3 separate regions of the Homo sapiens genome follow, and regions 2 and 3 are each linked to region 1. A link is a loop called in an ENCODE intact Hi-C map of the cell type or tissue named here. Cell type or tissue: mammary epithelial cell. All regions are shown on one strand. Region 1 has its middle 45 kb from the start of ARL4A. Region 2 overlaps SCIN (scinderin). Region 3 has its middle 240 kb from the start of ARL4A.

Evidence for each region. Hi-C counts contacts between places; a loop is a spot of excess contacts. Peaks named below come from ENCODE experiments on the same cell type or tissue, not always from the same donor. Only the 100,000 strongest peaks of a DNase experiment are listed, where the experiment ranks them.
Region 2: a loop joins it to region 1, with 9 times the contacts of the local background. A loop is called at or near these places in 2 of 110 quality-filtered maps.
Region 3: it touches region 1 in a loop (1.8-fold over the local background); 2 of 110 quality-filtered maps call a loop at or near these places.

The regions. Positions count from the first base shown.
Region 1 is chr7:12,728,298-12,736,297 of GRCh38, reverse strand. No RefSeq gene overlaps it. Among named protein-coding and RNA genes, the nearest start is that of ARL4A, 45 kb to the right of the region's middle. RefSeq lists an enhancer at 6,671-7,194. In mammary epithelial cell, a CTCF peak has its summit at 4,832; a DNase peak (open chromatin) is centred at 4,787; H3K27ac peaks cover 714 bases.
Region 2 is chr7:12,635,820-12,643,819 of GRCh38, reverse strand. It overlaps SCIN (scinderin), which reads right to left. Exons shown (of 16, transcript NM_001112706.3): 10 at 7,685-7,775; 11 at 3,303-3,473. Among named protein-coding and RNA genes, the nearest start is that of ARL4A, 48 kb to the left of the region's middle. RefSeq lists a silencer at 3,162-3,456. In mammary epithelial cell, a CTCF peak has its summit at 4,769 (motif pointing left); no DNase peak of the experiment used is centred here; H3K4me3 peaks cover 394 bases.
Region 3 is chr7:12,919,330-12,927,329 of GRCh38, reverse strand. It overlaps the pseudogene RBMX2P4. Among named protein-coding and RNA genes, the nearest start is that of ARL4A, 240 kb to the right of the region's middle. RefSeq lists an enhancer at 2,700-3,899 and a silencer at 5,192-5,486. In mammary epithelial cell, no CTCF peak of the experiment used is centred here; a DNase peak (open chromatin) is centred at 3,139; H3K27ac peaks cover 1,603 bases.

The sequences.
Region 1 (8,000 bases):
TTGTATAAAAGTAATTTATACATGATCAGGTATTATTTAAAATGACATCAGTAATGTATAGTATTAACATTGTGTTAAAATCAAAAAAAAACTATCTTCCATACGGTTTAAAATTGTGTCATAAATACAGTGATAACCTAAAATGTTAACCTAATACTAATACACGCCTAATATTAACCTAATATTAATAAATACAATTATAACCTAAAATATTAACCTAATATTAGAGTATAAAATATTTTACCAGCACGTGAATTCTTTTCATATCCTTTGAGTTTGGGTTTTCTAAAATTTTACAAGCTCTACATAATAATGGGGTAATTTATAAGTAAAATAATGGACAGTATACACTATCTAAAAAAACATTACTTTTAAAACATTCTTCTTTTCATACATTTCCTTTCACTGATGGAACTCATATACTTACTATTGTCAAATATGGGTTTATTCACTAAAGAAATGATTTTGTATCCTGAAAAGCAATCATGAAACAAATGATAGAAGATCTGTTTTCTCAAAGTATTAATTCTTTCATGTTATTCATTTCAACACTCCTTAGGAATGGATGTTTATAATCATTGTTATTTTTTGTGCTGATAAATTAGGGTTCAGAAAGATTGAATGGCTTGGTTATAACCAAAAGACATAAGTAATTTCCAGTTTTCTTTATTTAGTAATATAAAAATCAAGCACTATGTCCTCTACCTGTACAGTATTCTCAATGGACCAGATATAATCCTTTAATACACAAAAGCTCTTGCAATTCACAAACTCCTTTGAAGTGAACAGAAGGGCCAGGGATGTGTGAACAGTAAAGACTTCAAAAGATATTATGATTCTTAATGTACCTTTGAAAGTATACTAAATTTATTTTGTGCCTGATAAATCTAAACTGCATCGGCTCTCATGAGAGAGCTGCATTATTTTTTCAGATACAAATAGTCCTGTATTTGTTTTTTCCACATTTACTTGTATTACTTGAGTACTTAATTTACTTGCAGCTACTACTTGATTTACTACAACTAATTAAAAATGCCTTTTTTCCCCTTATATTCCAAGTACATCCTCATGGACTGCTAAATCTCACTGAATTAGACCATGTCTACTTTTACACTATATCTCTTGGAAAAGTAGCTGATTATTTTCTTGTTTCTTAAATTATTAACTTGTTCTGATAAAGAGCAACACAATTTGGAACAGAATGTAAAGACATTGTTTAGGGAATATCCAAAGTGAATCCCTTTTTTGCTTCCAAGGTTATTATAAAATTCAAACCAGTCTCTTATTTTGGTAGTTGACAAAATTAACTCTTGCTGCAGCACATATTTATGTGCACAAGTACACAAAATACAGAAAGGAAAAAAAACTATCATTTCCTCAGACTGGCTATAGAGACAATTCTACACCCCCAATTCACTCAGGAATGAGAAAGTAGAAAAGGTTGTTTTCATGCACTAGAAGATTGGAAAAGAAGCTATATCTTCCAGAAGTAAACTAAGGTTTTTTCTGAATTTGATTGCAAAAGACTCACGGAAATGTACAATTTTTAGTTTTCTGTGCAGTTTCATGTAAAAGAAACATAACTACAGTGGCCTAAGCAAATAAAGGTTTATGTTTCACATAACAGGAAATTCTAAAGCAGGCAATCCAGGGCTGGTGAATCAATTCAAGATATCATTATGAAGCCAGGCTCTGTCTCTTTTATTCTGCCATTTTTAATATGTGCCCCTCATCTTCCAGGTCACAAAATGGCTTTACCTCCTCCACATACCATATTTGCTTTTGGACATAAAGAACTAAGAAACTGCAAAGATCAAAAAGAGAAAATGGAAGTCAATCATTTGACTTCTAATTATATTTCATTGGCTACAACTATGTGTCCAACCACCAGCCTAACTGGGGGCTGGAACACTAATTTAGATTGGGCAAGATGCCCTCATCTCCAAAAAAAATTTGGTACTCAATACAAAGGGGTAAGTTTGCCAGATATAATATAGGACATGCAGCTAAATTTGAATTTCACAGAAACAGGTAAAGTTTTTAATGTAAGTAAGCCCCATACAATATGTGAGACATAGTTATACCACAACATTTATTGCTTATCTGAAATTCAAATTTAGCTAAGCATCTTGTTTGTTTTTATTTTTGTTTTTGCTTTTTTGAGACAGAGTTTTGCTCTTGTTGCCCAGGCTGGAGTGTAATGGCAAGATCTCAGCTCACCACAGCCTCCACCTCCCGGGTTCAAGTGATTCTCCTGCCTCAGCCTCCTGAGTAGCTGGGATCACAGGCACGCGCCACCACACCCAGCTAATTTTCTATTTTTAGTAGAGATGGGGTTTCTCCATGTTGGTCAGGCTGGTCGTGAACTCCCAACCTAAGGCGATCCGGCCACCTTAGCCTCCTAAAGTGCTGGGACTACAGGCATGAGCCACCGCGCCCGGCACATCTTGTATTTTTATTTGCTAAATCTAGCAACTCTGTTAAGCAGGCAACTAATATTATCTGCCGCAGAACCCATGGAAAATTTCTCCATTCCCTTTATAGTGTTGATATATTATTTCTTCATAGAATCTAACTTGATTATCTAACTTCAGAGACTAAAGGAGTAGTTTTATAATTGCCAACTCCAATGGTTAACTTAGCTAGGCCACAGTACTCGGATATTTGGTCAAATACCAGTATAGATGTTGCTGTGAAGTTTTTTTTTTAATGAGATTAACATTTAAACCAGTAGATTTTGAGCAAAGCCGATTACGCTCCATAATGTAGTGGGTATCATCTAACTTGAAGGCTTTAAGGGAAAACAAACTGGAGTCCCACAAGAAAGAAGCAACTGCCTCAACACTGTCTTTGGACTTGTACTATAATAACCCTTCCCTGAGTTTCCACATGGCTGGTCTGCCCTGCAAATTTTGGGTTTATCAGCCTCTACAGTCATATAAGCCAAATAAATGTGAATTAAACGTAAATTTCTAGTTAGTTAGAATAAATACACACACACATACACACGTGTGCTATTGGTTCTGTTTCTCTGAAAGACCCAGACTAATACAGCATCTGAGTCAAAAAGTTAGGGAAAATAGGCCGGGCGCGGTGGCTCACGCCTGTAATCCCAGCACTCTGGGAGGCTAAGGCTGGCGGATCACCTGAGGCCAGGAGTTCGAGACCAGCCCCAACATGGAGAAACCCCGTCTCTACTAAAAATACAAAATTAGCAGGGCGTAGTGGTGCACGCCTGTAATCTCAGCTACTCGGGAGGCTGAGGCAGGAGAATTGCTTGAACCCGGGAGGCGGAGGTTGCGGTGAGCCAAGATCGTGCCATTGCACTCCAGCCTGGGCAACAAGAGCAAAACTCAGTCTCAAAAAAAAAAAAAAAAGTTAGGGAAAATATTTAATTGAAGAAATTTAAGACTCTAGGTAGGCAGCAAGGCATGATGGCTCACACCTGTAATCCCAGCGCTTTGGGAGGCTGAGGCAGAAAGATAACTTGAGTCCAGGAGTTTGAGACCAGCCTGACCAATATAGTGAGACCTCATCTCTACTAAAAATGTTTTTTGAAAATTAGCTGGTCATGGTGGTGCACACCTGTAGTCCCAGCTACTCAAGAGGTTGAAGCCGGAGAATCTCTTGAGCCTGGGAGGTTGCAGTGAGCTATGACTGCACTATTGGAACACTGGCCTGGGCAATAGAGCAAGACCCTGTCTCAAAAAATAAAAAGAAGAAGAAGAGTATAAACAGGCCTACAAATCAATTGGAAAATATGAACTATGCAAGCTGGATTCATGTACACTTTTTGTCTTAAAATAAGAAAATAATAGTTTGTAACCTGCTTCTAATCAGCTTTTCCACTAAATTCAAACCTTTTCTTCAAAATTAGCCTTGAATTTGAATTTAGCTGTAGGTGAATTTAGAGATTAATTTATTTTTAATCTGTACATGCTTTATAATCTAGTCATAGTAGATGCTTCAAAATACTTGTTTGAATAATTACATATATTTTAATAACTTTTTCATTTCACTAAATTGGGGTCTATAAACTTCTCCACCCAATTAATCTACTTGTGGGAATTCAAATATCTCACAGAAGTTCATTTAGTGAAGTTGAACAAAATCAGAAGCTAAAGTGTTATGGTGATTTTTTAAAGTTTATATCAATGCATTAATGTATACACATTTTCTAACATTTTGCTTCACCGCATACTTCGAGAAAATATTTTTTTCCACAAAATATAAGTTTTGAACATTAGTAATATGTTTATTTTCTTTTACCCAAGAATATGTCTGCAGTGACAGCTTTATCAATATTTTTAAGAGACTTCCTGGGTGTGGCTGGAGAACCTGTCATCCTTTGATAAAGAAACCACATGTTCTAAGTGAAAGCCAAAAGAAATTCTTCTTTTTTCATTCACTACTTTGTTTTATTTTAAAAATCTTTGTGAATTCAACTAAGATTAGATAGTTTTTCAAATCAAAAATATAAAATCCAGATTTTAGATCAAATTTGTATGCAGAATGCAACATGTTAAACTATAAACAAATAGAAAATATGAAATAGAAAAAAGAAGAAAAATTATCACACAGGAAGGATTTTGAGATTTTTCAATCAATATATTTCCTTTAGAAACAAGTATGGAGAAGAAAACAAGAGTATTCCTTTTTTTTTCTTCTCCTTAAAGGGCAACCCAGCTTTTGTCTTTGCAAGTTCAAAGCTTAGTGAGAGATGTGCCTAAACATGCTGTTTTGGGGATGTTTCCCAGGTCACCCATATCCTGTTTACTTCTAATAGAGTCTGCCTTGCCCCATGCATGCTGTTTTCCTCCTGGTGTCTCAGCACTGCCCTCCCCTGCCTGACTCAAGTTCACTTGATAGAAATAACCTAGAATGGGTGTTTGTGTAAAGTTTGCAGGACATCTCCTTAAACTGAAACCCAAAATATCCAAGTCAGCATATGTTGTTGGTACATGTGAACTCTGAATCTGTCTCCCTAGATGCTAACCTTTTGTTCTAAGCTCCAGAAGCCAGCATGCTCTACCTTTCTCTAAAGGTTGAGATCAAAAGTAGCCCTTTAAAGGGTGAGGAGACGAGGAATGAGGAGGGTGACAAAGGAGTGGACCTTAAAAAATAGGTATTTCCCCAAGAGGGAAAGAACTGTGGGGCAGGCATGAACAAAAAACACAGGGATCCTGAAAATCTGGATCCTGTTTTTCCACTTTGCTGCTAGCCATGACAATTTGGGGGCTGTATGCTACTTTCTACCCTCTTTAATCTGACTGGGAGGGATTGTGAGTCTTCCTTCAAGACCCTTGTCAACCTCCTGAAGCAAACCCTAAATTTTTTACTTTATTTTATTTGATTGAATGTTGATGATCTATAACTGCATATATTTATGAGCTACAAAGTGATGCTATGATACCATATGGAATGATTGAATCAAGCCAATTAACATATCCATCATATCAAACATTTATACCTCCTAACTGAAACACTGTCTTCCTTGACCAGTATTTCCCCATTTCCACCAGCCCCCAGCTTCTGTTAACTACCATTCCACTCTCTGTTTCTATGAGTTTCATTGTTTTAGATTACACATAGAGTGAGAACATGTGGTATTTCTCTTCCTGTGCCTCGCTTACTTCACTTAGCATAATGTCCTTCACGTACATCCCTGTTGTTGCAAATGACAGAATTTCTCTCTTATTAAGGTGAATAGTTGTTTTCCATTGTGCATATGTACTACATTTTATTTATCTATTTATTTGTTGATGGACACTTAGGTCCATTCCACAACTTAGCTAACTCTCTTTTCCAGCCCAGGCTTATGATGTCTCCCTGTTCCTCAGTGTTTGCATAATGATGGATTAAAAAAATTACAATAACAGGTGACATTTGGTGGAAAGAGGACTGTAGCTAGAGACATAACATATGGATAGATGTCCTAGATCTGTCAATTAGAAGCTGCATAACTTTAAGCATATAATTTTTTGTGCTATGGTGGCTTTGAGTAAAAAAGAAAAAAAAAGTTTGCTAAGAATGGGAGGTCTTATAGGAACTTCAGTTTACTCTTCTATAAAATGTGATTTTTAAAATTCTCAATTTAGGGTGAAGAGAGAGTTCTTGGGAGGTGCTGTTATGAGATGAAATTCTGTATGTGAAGTACCAGTACAACCTTGGCACATTACAGTTCAGTGGAACTCAGAGGTTTTCTCCAGGGGGGGGTCTATGAATGCCATGATTAGTTAGCCAAGATCCCTGTCTTCGTGGACTGTACCTTCTAGAGACTGTGTCGGTTATTTGGAGGAGTAACTGAAATAACATACTTCAAAGTGCTTGGTAAACTAAAGACTTTTTCATGTGTTGTTTTTTAAATTAAAATGTCCTCTCAAAAATATAACTTCAGGCTTGTACATTTATCAGATGTCAGTCCTCTTCACTTGTGGTAATTTCATACAGAGTAATAACAAAATTGCTGAGAGATTCAAAATCCAAATATAGAAGGCAGCAGTTGCTTATTTAATGCAATGAAATGCTAATCCTTGCATTTTTTATTGTTTTATTTGTTTTAGTCTTTATAATCCCAAGTATAGTGCTAAGTCTTTTGGAAATAAGAAAGAAACTAAAAGAATATATCTATTTTTAGCTTTCTGCTAAGCTATTTCTTGCTCTCCTGTAGTTATTCCAAAATTGGTTGCAGTTTTATTTAAATAATTCTAAGAGGAAAAAAATAAACTTGTAAAATAGAATATTAAATGCACACTACCAAATTTAATTGATTTTTAATGCAAATATAAGTAGTACAGGCCATGCTAAACGTTTATTACCAACTGTTTGCAAAACAATCTGTTTACCCCATTCCGAGCTTCAACCTGCCTTAGACCCTGCTCAGGTAGCCCGACACCCAAAGAGGGCAAGATAGGCTTCCTCCCACAACACTCAGGCTGCCTGTTGGCTCAGCTGGGGCCACCCATTGTCTGGCTAATGGAATCCTGGAACCCAGCCAGAGCTGCAGCCTGCTTGCGAGGTTTAGTTCTGTTTTTGTTTTTAATGATCACACACATTTTGGCCTAAACTGCAAACAGAAGATAGTGGGGCGGGAGTGGGGCGGTGGTGGGGAAGAGGGGCGGGAGTGTAGTCTTATTTTATTTAGAAGAGGAAATCCAAAAAAGTGAGCTCTGAATACAGTTTTTTATGTTGTAAGAAATAAGTTTAGGTAAATGATTGAAATCGAAAACATGGCAAAGAAAGAAAGAAAAAATGGAAGAAGCCCAGCATCTCAAATTGTATCACAACAAACTGTCAGAAATATCACCAATAAATACACAGCCTTATGAGTAGACTCAAATTTTTAAATTACCAAAAATAAAAAAGTCAGCCTGGGCTGGGTACAGGGGCTCATGCCTGTAATCCCAGCACTTTGGGAGGATGAGGTGGGCAGATCACGAGGTCAGGAGTTCGAGACCAGCCTGGCCAACGTGGTGAAACCCCATCTCTACTAAAAATACAAAAATTAGCCGGGCGTGGTGGCATGTGCCTGTAATTCCAGCTACTCTGGAGGCAGAGGCAGGAGAATCACTTGAACACGGGAGGCAGAGGCTGCAGTGAGCCAAGATCACACCATTGCACTCCAGCCTGGGCGACACGAGCGAAACTGTCTCAAAATAAAATAACAAAAAATAAGGCCTGAAAATAAAAAGGGTTTTAATTTTGCTTACAATTTCTAGACTTTTTAAAGTTTTATGAACAGTTATTCTTTAAACTACATTCATGGTGTTTGTGTGCGTGTGTGTATACAATTTAATCACATCAAAGAATTCACATAGATGAAAACTCTAAGAAATTACCTTCCAAAGATGATGTCAGCAAGTGAAGAGGGAGTGTACATAGCTGCTTGTTTTTTAGTAAACTACAATTTAAGAGTCCTGAAAGGCAGATGGCTGGCTGTCAGGAAATGAGCTTAGTCAAAGGAAATGGGAGATGTCTGGTTCAGGGGATTTGAGGAAGGC
Region 2 (8,000 bases), 92 kb after region 1:
GGAAGAAGAACCAGTAAGCAAGACTGAGGGGGAGCAGCTGAGACGGAGGAGGAAAACAAGAGCGTAAAGTGATCTTGAGGCCAAGTGAGGAAAATGCTTCAAGAAGGCAGGGGTGATTTGCTGTGCCAAATGGTGCTGCTTGGCCAACCACACTGAACTGCCAGGATGAAGGCAGCCATGATGTGGAGAGTTGAATTTCACCAGGTTTGTCAGGAGCCTGTTGAAGGAGAGAACACTAGAGGTGGAAGGAATGGCTGTTGGAAGTTTTAAAGGAATGTCCAGGAATTGGGAACATTCAGGAAAATAGTTAAAGTCCTCTCCCAGCAGGAATGAGGCCTCACAGAACAAGCTCAAAGGAATCTATCAGATGTGATTATGGAGAATTACAGGAACCAAGTCTGGCTTCCAGGGCTTCCAATTTCTAATACAAACATCTCATTATGGGTACAGAGGAAAGAGCCCGGATGATGGATAGAAGCTGACAAGAGACCTGTGCCCAGACTGGTGTGAGATCAGGAAATGAGATCTAAAACAGAATCTTTATAAAGCCTTAGCCTGCCGGGAGATGAAGACAGAAAGACCTGTAAAATGATCTTGACTGGTGCATTTCAGAGAGGTTGGGAATGTGAAAGCTGGTTTGAGAGGCTGCAAGAAAATAAAGAGATGCACAGAAAGCAGCTGATGAGGTCTCACAAAGGAATGTCCACTGGGGAAGAGATCAGAATGTAACAATGGTGCATTTTGGTTGACTTTCCCATCTGAAATCAACTGAGAATGCCCGTAGATAATGTATGCTTAAATGTCATTTTGATAGTTTTTAAATGTCAAAAAAATAGTCATAATTAAACACAGAAGAATCCGTGCACAGAAGGTTCTGGATGAGATCAATACATATGGTAGCATTTAAACCATATGACTGAATGAGACCACAGTGAAGGGGCCAAGGCCGAGACTTGGAGCGCTCAAGAACTTAGAGGTCAAACAGAAGAGGAAAACGCAGCAAACTAGCCCGAGAGGAGTGGCCGATAGATTAGGAAGAAACCATTGTAAGTGTGGGGATACATTCACCTAGTGAAAAAAGAATTGCTCAATAAAACTGGAAAGGCTGACTGGCAAATGCTAGTGGGAGGTTGAGAAAAATGAGATCAGAAAAGTGACCTTTGTTTGTGGCATGTGGCAGGTCACTGGCAAACTAGATAAAAACCATTTCAGTGGACTAGTGGGATGGATACCTGATTGAGGTGGCTTTAGAGAGAACTGGCTTTAAAAAGTAGAGATGGTGAGTGAGTGAAAACACTCAAGACAAACCTTTCAATGATATGTGCTCTTAAGAAGGACAGAGAAATGATGCAGTAGCTGGAGAAGGTCATGGTCAAGGTCAAGACACAGTTTTTAAAGAAATGACAGGAGGTTTCTGTTACAGCCATCTTTGTAGTTCAAAGTGAATGATTCCAGATAGAAAAATAAATTGATAATACAGAATGAAAGGAGATTACTGCCTGCAATCATGATGAAATAGAAATGGAATAAATGCACGGGAAAGACAGAAATCCAGGAGATTCCTTAGGAAAGCAAAAGAGGGAAGGATCCGGACAGAAGTTGGTGGCCAGATGGGTGGGGGAGGAATTGGGCCTTAGATAGGAGCAATAGTCTATGTAATAAACATTTAATAAATTATTTATTGATATATCACTGTACACAAATATATTATTTATTGCTAATTTATGGATAATAGTATATATATAATACATATAGTATATAATATTCACTTACAAGACACTTCATCATATGGAAATTCCTAATATAAAATATTAACTTAAAAAATAAATAAAAATTTGATATTTATTTCATAAAAGAGGAGGGAAAGAGAATATATACACAGATGCAGACAAATTGATAAAGTTGCAGGGGAGTAGATAAGGAGATTTATGCCTGATTTATCTTCTCTGTGAACTCTGAATCAAAGTTATCAGTAGAGAGAAGGGGGTGCTGGGGATCTGGGGAGAAAGGAGGACATGAAGCATGGGGTGTGAAGGAGGCAGCGGGTTCATGGATTCAGCTATAGGCCTGGAGAATTGCCAGAATGTGCATTCTGGAGTAAAGGAGCCAAAGGACAGGAGAGAGTTGTCAGAGATTAGATGACTGAAACAGATTTCTGAGGAGCTATAGTTATTGCAAATGGCAAAATTTAGTATAGGACCATGTGAGTGTGAGATGAAATGCGGTCAAGGAAAAGACTGCTGGAAGAGAGAAGCCGGAGAGATGGAAATAGTGAGATAATGGCTGAAGTCATCAAAGAAGAGGAGGACTGGCAGTTCAGTCTATGAAAGCACAAGAGGTCTAGAGGACGGAAAGTCTGATATAAAAGAGAGAGGCAAGATAAAATCAAAGAGGTAAGGGTGAGCAGGGAGGGAACTTGTCCAGCCCCATCCCTGAGGCCATGGTGAGTGGGTCTTGGGAAAACACAAGTTCCACTTGAGAGGGCTGCCAGGGAATCTGTCCTCAGAGGACAGTCGTAGAGAAATCAGGTGCAGGGAGAGGGAGGCTTAGAGAAGAAGTTGCAGGTGGAGGGATGAGATGACCAACCCAAGTTTAAGGGGTCTGCTGATTGACTTGTATGGAGGGCAAGTTTGAGGGACAGCTCCAGGCTTGATATGCAGAGCATGCCAGGCAGCGTAAGGGTGATGTGGAAGACCTGGATTTCAATGGTGACTGGGGTGACAGGATTGTCCTAAGGTGAAAGCACTTAGCCATTTAAAAACCTGGGCAGGCTGGCCTTGTCTATACCTGGAGGTCTTCTTATCTTATGGCACCATGGCATGGGGTTTGATCCCAGCTGCTGTCAGAAACAGCTCATGGGGCCAGTTCAGTTATGGTTCTGGTCCAGTGTGGTGGGACATGCCTCCCATATTTGTTACACTTGGGCAAACGAGGGCCTTCCCTCTCAAATGTCTCCAGTGTGATCAGTCACCTGACCATCACCCATGATCTATCCACCTAAGGCCTTTCAAGATGGAGCTTAAGCAGCCTCACGCTTTTGACAGCTAATTTGTGACAGTATTCTTAAAAATTTATCTGTTTGGGTTCAATGTAATTGAAAATTGCGAAAGGCCTGGTATCTGGAGTTTTACTTTTTACTCAACTCTCCTGCTTTAAATGTTTTTAAAATTTTGAACAGTGGATTAATTATAGGAATGAAGGGAGTTTATTTGCCAAGTTTTTAAAGTCTAATATTTGCTGATGGCTCAGGTCCATTGGGAAGTCCATAACTAGGGCATGTTTTATGGAATGCATGACATTACCTCCACAATTCTGGTGATAGATGCCAGGTTTCTCCGGACTTGAAAGAGGCGTGTAGGGGGAGCAGGTGCCTGACCTCCTTTCTTTGATGTTCCATTCTTGTAAATAATGAGCGGTTTGTCTTTGAACAAACTCAGTAGGTGAACAGGCTCTTTGCCTTGGGAGACTCGGATCTGATGGGGGAGAGGGGGAATAAAAGAAATATAATTAAGAGTGCTGTGAAAGAAGGTTTTAGTTCCAAATGTGTTCTTATGTTGTCTTTTTGAAAATAAAACAAAAAATAAAAAGTCAAGAGCAGGAGGAATGATGATTAACAGAACATATAGGTTAATGATAATTAATTTTCCCTGTTGACTTGAGAATCTTTTGTTATCGCAGGCACGGTGTCCATGAGTAGTTTCTTGTCAGGGGAAACATCACCATGCTCCAATACTTTCTGTTTTTGAAAAGTATGAAGATGTAAGTCTGTTCATCTACATCTCCGAAAGAGAAAAGGTGCTGGTGTCTGCGACCTTATGTGAAAATCACTCTTCTTTCAAGGGCACCAGTAACACTTACAGATATTTACAGAGGTACTAGAATCTCACGTGTTTTGGATCTGGTTCAGAAGGTTAAGAGATGTGCATTCAAATGCTTCACAACATAAGATGACCCCAAATCATACCCATTATTTCTATATCTCTGTATTTGTAAAATAAAAAAATTACACACACACACAAAGATTGCTATGCAAGCACTAAAAATGGGCAAAAATAAACAGAATATGTTTTCTACTTTTTAACTTACCTATAGAAATGTAATAGTAGATATGCTCAATATAAGAAACTTTAAAAAATACAATATAAAGACTTTTCAGGATGAGGAAATTGAAAAAAAAAGGGAAATTATTTTCTTGATTTTATTTATTAGCCCCAAATATTGGATTAGAATTTCCTATTTCTCACACAAACTATTGATGCATTTACATAAAGAGTTCAAATTTCATGTCAGTCTCCCATTGTTTTCATTTGTTCTGCCCTGTGCTAAAATTGAACTGTCTCACTTCCCCTGGTTTGTCTTTTTCTAGAAGCCAGGTGAATGGGAATGCTGATGCATGTACTCATTACATGCATATACATACCTGCATATAGGGAGGCCGAAAGGCATTGAAAATAATTGACTTCATAAATATATTTCAATTAGTAGGCATTCAAATAAGTGAGCAGCAAATTATGGAAACGTTTTGTCAGTTATAGTCTCACAAATACCTAAAACTGTTAGCTTAGCATTTCATATAACATGGAGAAAACTTTAATTGCCAACATGAGAGAAAGAGAAACACTGATTAAGGCCCATCCCTTACTGTCAAAGGAGAATAAGAAAGAAAAAAGGCTGATTAAAATATGTTCAATATGGTTAATATATTCTACAAAGGAGCGTTGAAAACCGCAATACTTTAGTTTTTTCATGCATTATTGTAAGCTACTGCCATCTAGTGATTAAACTAAAAATTACCATTTTGTTGTCAATTTAGGATTCAACCGGCTAACAATTCATGGTAACTCATTAATCGAGTGCATCAAATATAGTACTATGAAATATGAAATATGTAAGACAATGCATGTCTTCATAGTTTTTTAATAGTTTGGTAAGTAATACCTTAAAGATCAACTAAATTCCATAGAATTGAGTGCATTTAAAGAATTCAGTCATTTCATTAATTTATTGATTAAAAGTAGCAAGTTAACTTATTTTTAAAAAGTTAACATGCGCCTTTAAATTTAGATTTAACTTGATTTTTGTATCTACTAACTTGTATCAAGATGGAAAGGAGACCAGCTGGAAGACCAACTTCAGCCTTCACATCTTATACTTTATGTTCTGAAGTGTCTAACTTGCCTCTCTCTATTTAATTATTACATTAAAATAAGCAATTACACACTTACAAAGATTTGAAAACAAGACAGAAAAACCCTTTTGTACCATATAGAGTCTTAGCTCCCTTGACATCAGGAATGAGGAAGTTAAACAGGCACAACCATGTAAAGGGAGTGTTTAATGCTGCTGTATCAGAAACATCACTGCATTGGCCAAGTAAGCACCTGCTTTCAGTTTGAACTCTAATCTGTAAGATGCTTTTCCCACCAGATGGGAGCAGATGGCTTCTCAGAAACTGGCCAAAGACAACAGGCAGGCAGAAAACAGGCAGCAGTGTGTGCAGCTCCAGCTAGGAAGACACAGGGAATGAGAGAGAGGGAGAGAGATAGTTCCAGCTAGCTGTAGGAAAAAGGAACAAGAAAGTACTCTCTCACAGAATGAACGAGAAAGCAGACGGACACATTGGGGCACACTAGAGGAAAATAGGGTCTTCTTGAAGTCTGTATGTCAGTTATACAGTAAGGGAATCTAAAAAACAAAGACCCAAAAACTTTTTCATGGTAACTAATAAGCGTCCTGAAACAAGTAGCAGATACTCCACCATAAATATAAAAGGAGGAGCAGTTGAACTTAGGAGAGTACAGAAGATTGAACCAGGCTAGAAACAGCAGTCTCTTAGACACAGTGAGGAGATCTAGAACTAGACATTGATATCGTCTGATATTGTATAACATTTAAAGTTTTATAATAAATAAAACAGCATATTATCTCTTCCTGTCCCTTTTTCTCTATCTTAATCTGTCTCTAGATAGAGATAGCTAAGATAGATAAGTTAGATAGATAGATATACTAAAAAGTTGACTCATTTATAATTACATGAAATTTTCATTTTGAATTTGGATTCAGTCATTCTCGACAAGTAATTTTTTATTTCAGAAATACCCAAGTAAAAAAATACATCTCTCCTCCCTCTCAATCTCTCCTCCCTCTCACACTATCCTCTCCCTTGCCCTTCCTCTTCTCTCCTCCTTCTTACTTGTCTCATTTCTTCCTCCATGATTTCCCTCTCTTCTCTTCCCCCTCCTCTCCTCCTTACTTGTCTCATTTCTTCCTCCATGATTTCCCTCTCTTCTCTTCCCTCTCCTCTCCTCCTATCCCTTTTCTTTCCCCTTTCTCCCTGTCTTTTCTCTTTGTCCCTCCCATTTCTGTTCATCCTTTCTCCCTCTCCACCACTTCCTCCCTCACTTTTGGGTGTTGGACTTTGTTTCAGTAAAGATTCTGGTACCTAAAAGGGAAATATAAGGACCCATGCTATTTTATCAAGATTTATTTCTGTTTACTTGTGCAAAACATAACTTACGCATGTTTACGATTTGAGAGTGTAAGAAAATGCATCTTTTTTTAACCTATTAATTCGAATTGTTAATCTGTGCTTGTTCTGCACTGTTGTATTTATTTCTCATTGTTGCTGTAACAAATTACTATGATTTAGTGGCTTAAAACAACACAAATTTATCATCTTACAGTTTTGGAGGTCATAAGTCTGAAATGAGTTATGGGGCTAATTTAGTAACTGGGCTAAAATCTGGAATAACAATTTAGTCACAGGGCTAAAATCAAGCTATTGCAGGGCTATAGTCCTTTCCAGAGGCTCTAGGAATCAATCTATTCCTTGCTTTTTCTGGCTTCTAGAGGTTGCCCATATTCCTTTGCTGGGGACTCTCTTCCACCTTCTTTTTTTTTAATTTTATTTTTTAATTGATTAATAATAATTGTAGATATTCATGGGGTACATACAATGTATAGTGATCAAATTAGGGTAACTAGCATAACATCATCTCAAATATTTATCATTTCTTTGTGTTGGGAATGTTCGATATCCTCGTTCTAGCAATTTGCAACTACATAATATGTAATTGTTCCTTCTATCCTCAAAGCTAGCAATCGCTGGTTGAGTCTTTCCCATGCTGCATCCCTCTGACTCTGTCTGGCTTCTGTTTTACTTACAAGGACCCTGGTGATTACGCTAGGCCCACCCAGTAATCCCAGATAATCTCCCTAGTTTAAGATCTGCTGATGAACAACCATAACTCCATCTCCGACCTTAATTCTCCTTTGCTTTGTAACATATCACACTCACAGGTCCTGAGGATTAGGACATGAACACCTTGGGGGCATTATTCTGCCTACTGTATCTGTTGAACAACAGCTGGAAACAGTAATACAGATAAAACCGTTTTAATGTCAAGAGGCTATCATTGACATAGGGTGTGATTCTATTGGGAAGATTCTTTTGGAATCTTACACCTGTTGATAGATTTTTGTTGTTTTTGTTTGCTACCTCCTTTCCAGAATCTGAGATAACTAATTTGAAATGAGAGTAGGAATATTTGAATTTCAAAATGAAAACACAGTTCATATCAAGAAAATGTCAAATTTCTATCCCAACTTGGGAGGGAGCTATAGCTATCCATTGAGCTAGCAAGACTTTAACTTGTGTGAGTTTTGGGGGTAAAAATATCCCAACCTGCACAGCCTGTCCTCCAAGGGACCGATCCAACTGAACAGTCAGGAACGCAGATGTTGTCAGCTCATCTCGTGTGGCATTTGCTCCTTGCCTAGAGGAATGAAAGTGAAACGAATTAGCTTGCCTTTAAGTTTTAAGATCGTCACATGTAGGCATTGCAAGCAGAGACAAGTTATTATGAAAGATCAAGAAGAAGCGAACTGTTTTAACATGATACAAGCTGTTAAGCTATTGTTTTTGTCAAGGTATCTAACATTTAATTGTCCTATGTGTTGTCTAGAACTGTATATGGTAGGCATTTTTATCTCCATGTTAA
Region 3 (8,000 bases), 190 kb before region 1:
GAGGCTACATGGCATTAAACTCAATATATTCTATGTTGAACTGGGCTTGTAAAATTGTTTAACGATTGTAACATTTATGTATTTCTGGTCTGTTTAATCTGAGGTTTATTTTCTTTATACTTTACAAAAAACTTATTATCAATTATATGTGACTACAACATAAATTTAAACTTTAAAACAGACAGTGCAGCCTTTAAACCTCTGTATTCAGCATGAAAAGATGTGAGCACCAGGGAGGGCTTTAGAATGAATATCCATGAAAATAAATGACAGCTCCCATCATTCTCAGAAAAAAGAAATACTACATCATTCCAAAAAAAAAAAAAAACAAAAAGAAAAAATATCTTACATGCTACTGCTACCAACATGTGTAAAAATAAGAAGGTTGATGTATCTGATGAATTGTAATCCATGGAAGAAAAATACTATTTTATAACATTTATTGAGCCTGATACTATTCATGCCAAAGAGTTAATTGCTCACTGGAGTATCAATAATTATTTTAGACCACTAAAATATGATCTTTGTGTTACTAGGGAAACAAAACCCAGTTTTCTTGCATGCAAGATTCTAACCAAGTCAGAAATTATATACAGATTTCCTAAACCCTGTGCTCTTTTAAATAATGATTTTTGCAAAGAAACAGAAAGGCATCCTTATATTCAGAATCTCTAGACAGACCAAATCAAAGCTAAATTTTATGAGACACGTTAGGATATTTCTGTTCAAACAATAAACAGTGATTTTGAGCAATGTCTAGACATATGAGAAACCAAGTTGAACCAAAGTGGCAAGAAAATAAGCAAAGCTAAATATTGTCCCTAATTGTAACAGAAAATACAAGTCTCTAATACTTCTAAACATTTCCTGTCTGTAAAATCCAGGATGGTGTGATGAAAGCCTCTTGTTCTCTCTCAGCCAGGAACAAGTTAAAGCTGACCTCAGCCATAACATGGTTCTCAGAGGAGGGGACTTCAATGCCCTTAATTCTTCTGGAAAGCTGATAACTTTTGAATGCAGGCAGCAGGGAATCTGGCACAGGCTGCTTTTTCTTTGGGTTTCATGCAAAGATACTGCCAGGTTGACTAGAGCTACCCAGGGCAGGAAAGTAGGGCAGTAGTCTCTAATAAGAGGCTAAAATTAACAGGAAAAAAAAAAAGCCTTCTTTGCAAATTTCACTTAAAAATAGTTTAAATATTTAATAATTATCAACAAACTTATCTACAGATTTTTTGAAAAGGACTGAATTATCTATCAGTAATATGTACATGACATTGCTCATGTTACCAACTGCTATTATTTGTCATAAGAAAATAAGCATTTCAAATGTAAAGCCTCTCTTTTTCTTTGAAATAATTTAGGTTAAGCGTCCTTTCTTCTTCACTTTGAAAACTCTTGTGCTCCCAAATTTTAATAATACAATAATTAAAGGTAAAACATATTGCTTTTATTTCCAAAGCATCTCTAGCTGAGAAGTCTGCAATGTTATAATAAGAAACCCCAGAGGTCAATGGTCAGTAGTGGAAAGATGGCATGCACTTGAGCAAGCAAACAAAGCAGGCCAGCTTTGCCAGCTATATACCTGACATCCAAAGCATACAGATCTCCTTCTGGTCAACAGTGGAGAGCACCTGAATTTTAGAAACTTGTTAGCTTTTGATAGACCCACTATTTCATAGCTTCTGTCAAAATCTCAGTTAAGAGAATACATATTCAAGGCAGATTAAGAGACAAGCTGTTCAATTATTTCTCAAGATCAGCGGCTCTTAAATGTTAATATGCAAAATACACACACACACACACGCATCACTGGGGGTCATATTGAAAACGTGTATATGTGGCCAGGCGCGGTGGCTCACACCTGTAATTCCAGTACCTTCAGAGTCCGAGGCAGGTGGATCACGAGGTCAGGAATTCGAGACCAGCCTGGACAAGATGGTGAAACCCTGTCTCTACTAAAAATACAAAAAATTAGCTGGGCGTGGTGGTGGGCCCCTGTAATCCCAGCTACTCGGGAGGCTGAGGCAGGAGAATCACTTGAACCTGGGAGGTGGAGGTTGCAGTAAGACAAGATCATGCCATTGCCCTCCAGCCTGGGCAAGACCCCATTTCAAAAAAAAAAAGAAAAAGAAAAAGAAAGTGTGTATATGTGAGATTTCAGAGATTCAAATTCAACAGGACAGAAGTCCTTATTTTCATCATGTATTATAAGCAATGCTAGTGAGAATCACATTTTGACAAGCATTCCTAGTATCCTTAAGCTTCATTCATTTACCAAATCATAGCACCAGAAAATTTATATAAGAACTATCTACTCTAATTTCTCACAGAAGTGGCTTTGCAGAATTATAATTCACTTTTCTTCCCTGATTTTCATAAAGGATTATCATACGAAGTAACTACATGAAAATCCATTTTACATTTTAGAGAAACTTAGATTGACAGTACTGTCCATTTTTGTTCAAATATGCCTTTTTAATGGGCAGTATATTTCTCATAGCACCAAGGACCAGAAAAAAAAAAATGTATCAAACAATTTGTTAACAAGTCTGTAATTTATCATAACAATGTTTGTCTTGGATACCTGAAAACACAGAGAGAAACTTTGTTCTGAATCACAGTGACTTTGTTTGAGCCTTTACCTTGATTTTAATCATGTGCTTGTCTTTAATCATAAGTATATCAAATTCTTTTTGGAAGCAACTAGACTCATAATAATCAGTAAAATTGCAAAGCCAGATGTCATTCTGTAATGAGTGCCTGTGCACTGGGGCTGGGACGGGGGGTCCAACCAAGTTTGTTGACCCATTTATTTATGTAAATTTTCAATACCATAAATTCAAGTTGTATAAGCACAAAGTCAGGACAGCTTACCAAGACACACTGTTAGTATGCAGTGTATTCATACTCCTTGTAGAATTAACTCTGAAAAGGGCCACTATTATGCTGCCCTGTTAAAACCTATTCATATATTTCCTTCACTACGTCAAACAATGCTTCTCATATCCCTCCATGTAGTTTTCTAGATTTAGATGTAGTTTTAGATCCCTGTTAGTGCTTTCCTCTGTTCAAACCAAGAGGTCTGACAGATTGCTACCTTTCACCTGGATTGCGTCAGCCTTGGAACAAATCTTCCGAAGCCAAAGTCTTTTACACATCACTGCCAGATTAATCATCCTGGAGACTAATTCTAATGAAATTTAAATTATTTAGCTGGTCATCCAAGGCAATCTATGGTCTTGATGCTACTTGTCTTACAAAATCAATTTTCTACTATGTGTCCCATAAGCATCCACTCCAGCCTAGCTCATTTTCTACTTTATTTCCCTCTGCTTTCCCACTCCCAGGTAGAACGACATTTAGTTGGTCTTTAAGAACATAAATTGTATTCATCCTTAAAGCCATCAAAAAGCCTCATTAGAAACTGCTAATAAAAGTAATTTCTTTTCCCCGTGTGACTCTCATAATACCTTTTAGATTTTCCCTTACTACATATATCTTTCATTATCATTATTAAGGAATAGGTCATATTTCCCCCTCAAGATTAAAAGCAGATCTGTTATTACCATAAGACAAACCCAGTACATTCTGTATCATATAGGTTGAGTTCAATGACACTTAACCACTTGGAGAAAGAACTTAACAAACTGCTTCATTTTCAAGAAACTATTCACCATTTGAATTTATCTCAGCAACATCTTACACAACAAAGAGGTAAAGCAACCTGAATATCGTTGTGCAAAGAAGGGAATCAGCCAAACAGGGCATATATCTGACTTCTGGAGCAGTGTTCACCAGAGAAAGCTTATGGATTCAGGATCAGTAGCAGGTAACCCTGTCACCGTCGCCCCATCACATTCTGGGGCAATGCACAGCCATCTCACAGGATCAGACAACTGACTCTGGAAGCCAGATGTCCCCCAGATGTGTGGTGCTGAGGGGTTTTTAAGACTTGTGTGACATGGCAGAATCTTGTGTCCAGCTCTGTGGGGCGGAATACTAGGCCTTTATATAATCAGGCATCCAAGCCTTAAAATTACAGCTACAAGGCATAGGAAGGTCATAGTAGGATTCATCACACCAAGATTCTGGTCAAGAATGCACTAGCCCCTGCCTTGGCATGATGGGGAAGCTGGGTTCCAAGTTCAGTAGCTTGTTAGTACCAGAAACATAAAGTCATAACTGCTTTCCATGGTACTTTGCAAGAAGCAGTTCTTTCTAAGGGATCAGCTTGCAGGAGATCAGCCTTAGACAAATTTCACTCTTATCTTTCCTACATTCAGAGTTCTAAAACAACATGAATTGTATTTGCGACACAAAATTCAGGTATTAGGAGACTGACCCGTATGTACACCATGCAAACCACTCCCAAAACCTGTTACATATGTGCAAAGCACTAGCTGGCAGAGATGAATCCCTTCACTAAAGTAAAGCTCATCAATGAGCTAAATTAGTAGGAGCCCCCCAGCTTAATATGGTGCCTCAGATGTCTTGGCCCTCCACTAGCAAGGACAGGCAGTAAATCTTTCTCGAGGGTCTTGCTTAGAAATTAACTGAACAGGTATATTATGACCTATTCTCACAATATGGAAAAATATTAACATTAATCTTGTATGGAACAAGAAATCTTGTAAATCCAAATTATTCTCTTTTATCATTGCTTTGAAGTTCAGAAACATGATTCTGGCTGTTGTCAAGTTTAATAGACTAAAGATCAGAGGAAGAATCACCTGAGTCAACCACATACCTAACTATGGGCCCCATAAAAACATAGAGACTATGGATTATTAAACACTGTGCTCTGGCAAGATGGTGGTGCTCAGAAACACTGTCCAAATTCATATCCATATAAAGTTCCCTCCTCCAAAAGTTTTTGTGTTTCATGAAAACACGAAAAACAGAAACAAAAACTATTTACTCTGTCAATTAACACTTAGGCAGTGCAGAACAGCTACCTTCTCCTCACCACACAGAGGTAAGATTAAAAAGAGAAAGGACAACTCTAATTTATATGTGCTGGGGTGCGGTAGCAGGGCAGCTGTCAGAAATCTAAGTCCAGAAGCTCAAAGAGAGGCAAAAGCTCCCTACTCCCCAAGACCTGGGCTGCTTGCCATGATGAAGTAAAGGACCCAGCAAAGAGGAAGGAGGAGGAGGAGGAGGAAGAGGAGGAGGAGGAGGAGGAAGAGGAGGAGGAGGAGGAGGAGAGGGAAAAAATCAGGGCATAAGCTCAATCCCCCTAGCAATTGCAGGAGAGAGAAATAAGAGGAAAAGAGTCAGGATAGGGTCAAAGGTGGAGCTCACACATGCATCCTGGCTCCCTGGAAAATGGTCTCAGGGTGTGGCCGCAGAAGGAGGAAATCCTAGAGCATAAAGAAGCAGACACTCCTGGGCAGAGCCAGCGCCCTGGGTTTTGGTGACTCCTGGCTTCACATCTGAGCTTTGTTCTGCTTAGTTGCTCGACTTGGAAATAGACTGTGATTTTCAAAACTCATTTGCTATTTCTCCGAATAAAGTCCCTGCAACTGGGGGAAATAAGTCATTAGCAATAATTTAGGGTTCATTGTCTTCACTTAGATTGTAGTTTCAAATAAATATTCAAAAGAACCATATTTAAAATGTTCAGAAGTCTTTCCATGGATATAATTGTTAAAGGAAGAGAGGAAAGTGAATTTTTGAAAATAAAAAATATTTCTCAAAGGAGACATGGTTGCTTTTTTTGTTAACAAAACTTGACTCCTTCTTCATTATTCATAATTTAAACAGTACCAAACATTATTATATACAGTCTTGAGAAATTTCTAGCTTTGTACACTGAAAGTATTGTATCCCACTACTATATTGAACAGCATACAATATTTTATTCCTGATCTGTAGTTTCATAAAATTGTACAGCTTACCCATAGCAGGATACAAATTAATAATTAACGTGGCCCTGTCCCCATTTTGATAATGATATATTTTTACTTTTGAGCAACAAAAAGGAAAAAGAAAAGAAAGGAAAAGTCTTATGTTTTTATAGTTTACCATGTTTTGTATGTCTAAAATTTTAAGAATCTACTATATTGAAAACTATATTACATTCCATATTGTCATGAAAACAGGAAAAACAGAAACTGGTGATATTTTATTTAAAAAGGGGGAATTTATATTTTCCTTCAACCGACTTACCAGATGTTAGAGCTTTTTAAAAATTCTATATCTAAAATTTCTTTGCCACTGATTCAAAGCAGCAGCCTGGCATTTCATTTATACATTTAAAAATATATATGAGAAAATATTATTCACTGAAAAGAGTAAAATATTACTTGCTCTCAAGTGGGTGTAAGACAGAAATTGAGTTAATAGTCTCTGCCTTGTCAGAACTGCTAGGCCAACATTTTCTTAAGTCTTTAAAGTAACAAATGGGGTATTTGCAGTTATACAAAACACGAATTGCCCATGACGTTTTCAGAAGAATTAGAACAACCACTATGAATAATTTATTTGCTTTCACCAAGATAATACTTACTTTATGAAAAATAAACATTTAACCGCTAGAAGGGTAATCAGACTTCATTTAATTTTTCCTTTATAAAATTTAAACCAATCCACAGATGTCTCAATTTCTAAAATGCTTAAATTTAATATTATACTCTCTTATGCCATTTTATCATTCTCTATATTGCAACATTTTCATATGGTTTCACAAGGACACCAATTAATATGACTGAGCACAAGACAGAGAAAGGAAAGAAATAATTAAGAGAGAAGTAAAGAAAGAACAAAAGATAGAGTAAAGGGAGTGAAGGAGCAAGGGAGGCATGGGCGGGGGGAGGGAGAGAGGCAGGGAGGGTAGGAAGGAAGGAAGGAAGGAAGGAAAGAAAGTTATCCAGAGGTTTATGGGAAGACACAGATATTCGTAGCTGCCCATCATTTTGAACACCCTTTTCTACCTTGAGTTCTACCTTTCCAAAATGGAAATAATTACAGAACTTCTGGTGTCCCTGCCTAAGGATAATCAACACCACATGGCAGGCTGAGGCCCAGAGTTATCTTCATGTAGAACAGATCCCATGTTTTGTTGAGAACTCTCCCAGCTAGATAATTTCTCATCACTTTTTTCTAGCATCTGATGTTGCTACCTTTGTGAAAAGACAGGCCCTGACTGTCACACATGGTTGACTTGTGACTCCCCATGTTTTCTTTTATTATTTCTCTATGTCTTATATCGAGGCTAAAAGAGTACATGCAATTATGTGAACTCTTATTACAGCATAGATTTGTTTGAGAAATATCACATACCCAGCTATTGCAAATTTTAATACAACGTGTCAGTGTTTTTCACAGTGCCTCATGCTGGAATAAGCATCCAGTGAATAAATGTGATAAGTCAAATGGGTTGTCAATAGTAATAAATAATTAAAATCTACTCTTTGCATGGCATTTGATGGGGCATTTAAAGTAAGTTTAAAGTTATTGCCCCTTCCCAGTAATTTCACCCTATTTGTCTCCACCTAATATCCAAATAAAAGTAAAATAAAAAATTGAATAGACATACCTCACAAGAATGTATACACACATATTGAATAGCACATGTAACATGGCCAATATTATTCAGTACAGCCATCGGAGCAGTTTGGATGATTCAAGTGGAATCAGTCATCAAAGTGAAGAAGAGTCCCTTTTACTTTCATGATTCTTAATTAGGGGGATCAATAGAATAGCTGTCACATTATAGAAGACTTTAAAATCTGCTAATTAATCAAAAGCAAAGCTCATCAAAGCTTGGTGTGTACTAATTGTACTTCATTTTCTACCATTAGCAGTTACAAAGCTGAAGAGCTTTCCTTTTTAGTTATACTCTTGTCTAATTAATTCAGCGGTGCCACAGTCTTGTTTTTATCATAACACAGTTACACGTAATACCCACAACCACTAACACGGAAAAGACACCAGGATCAGGCTCTCCAGACTAAATTATGATGCCTCTCATCGGAATTGGACCATTATGTATCCCTGAC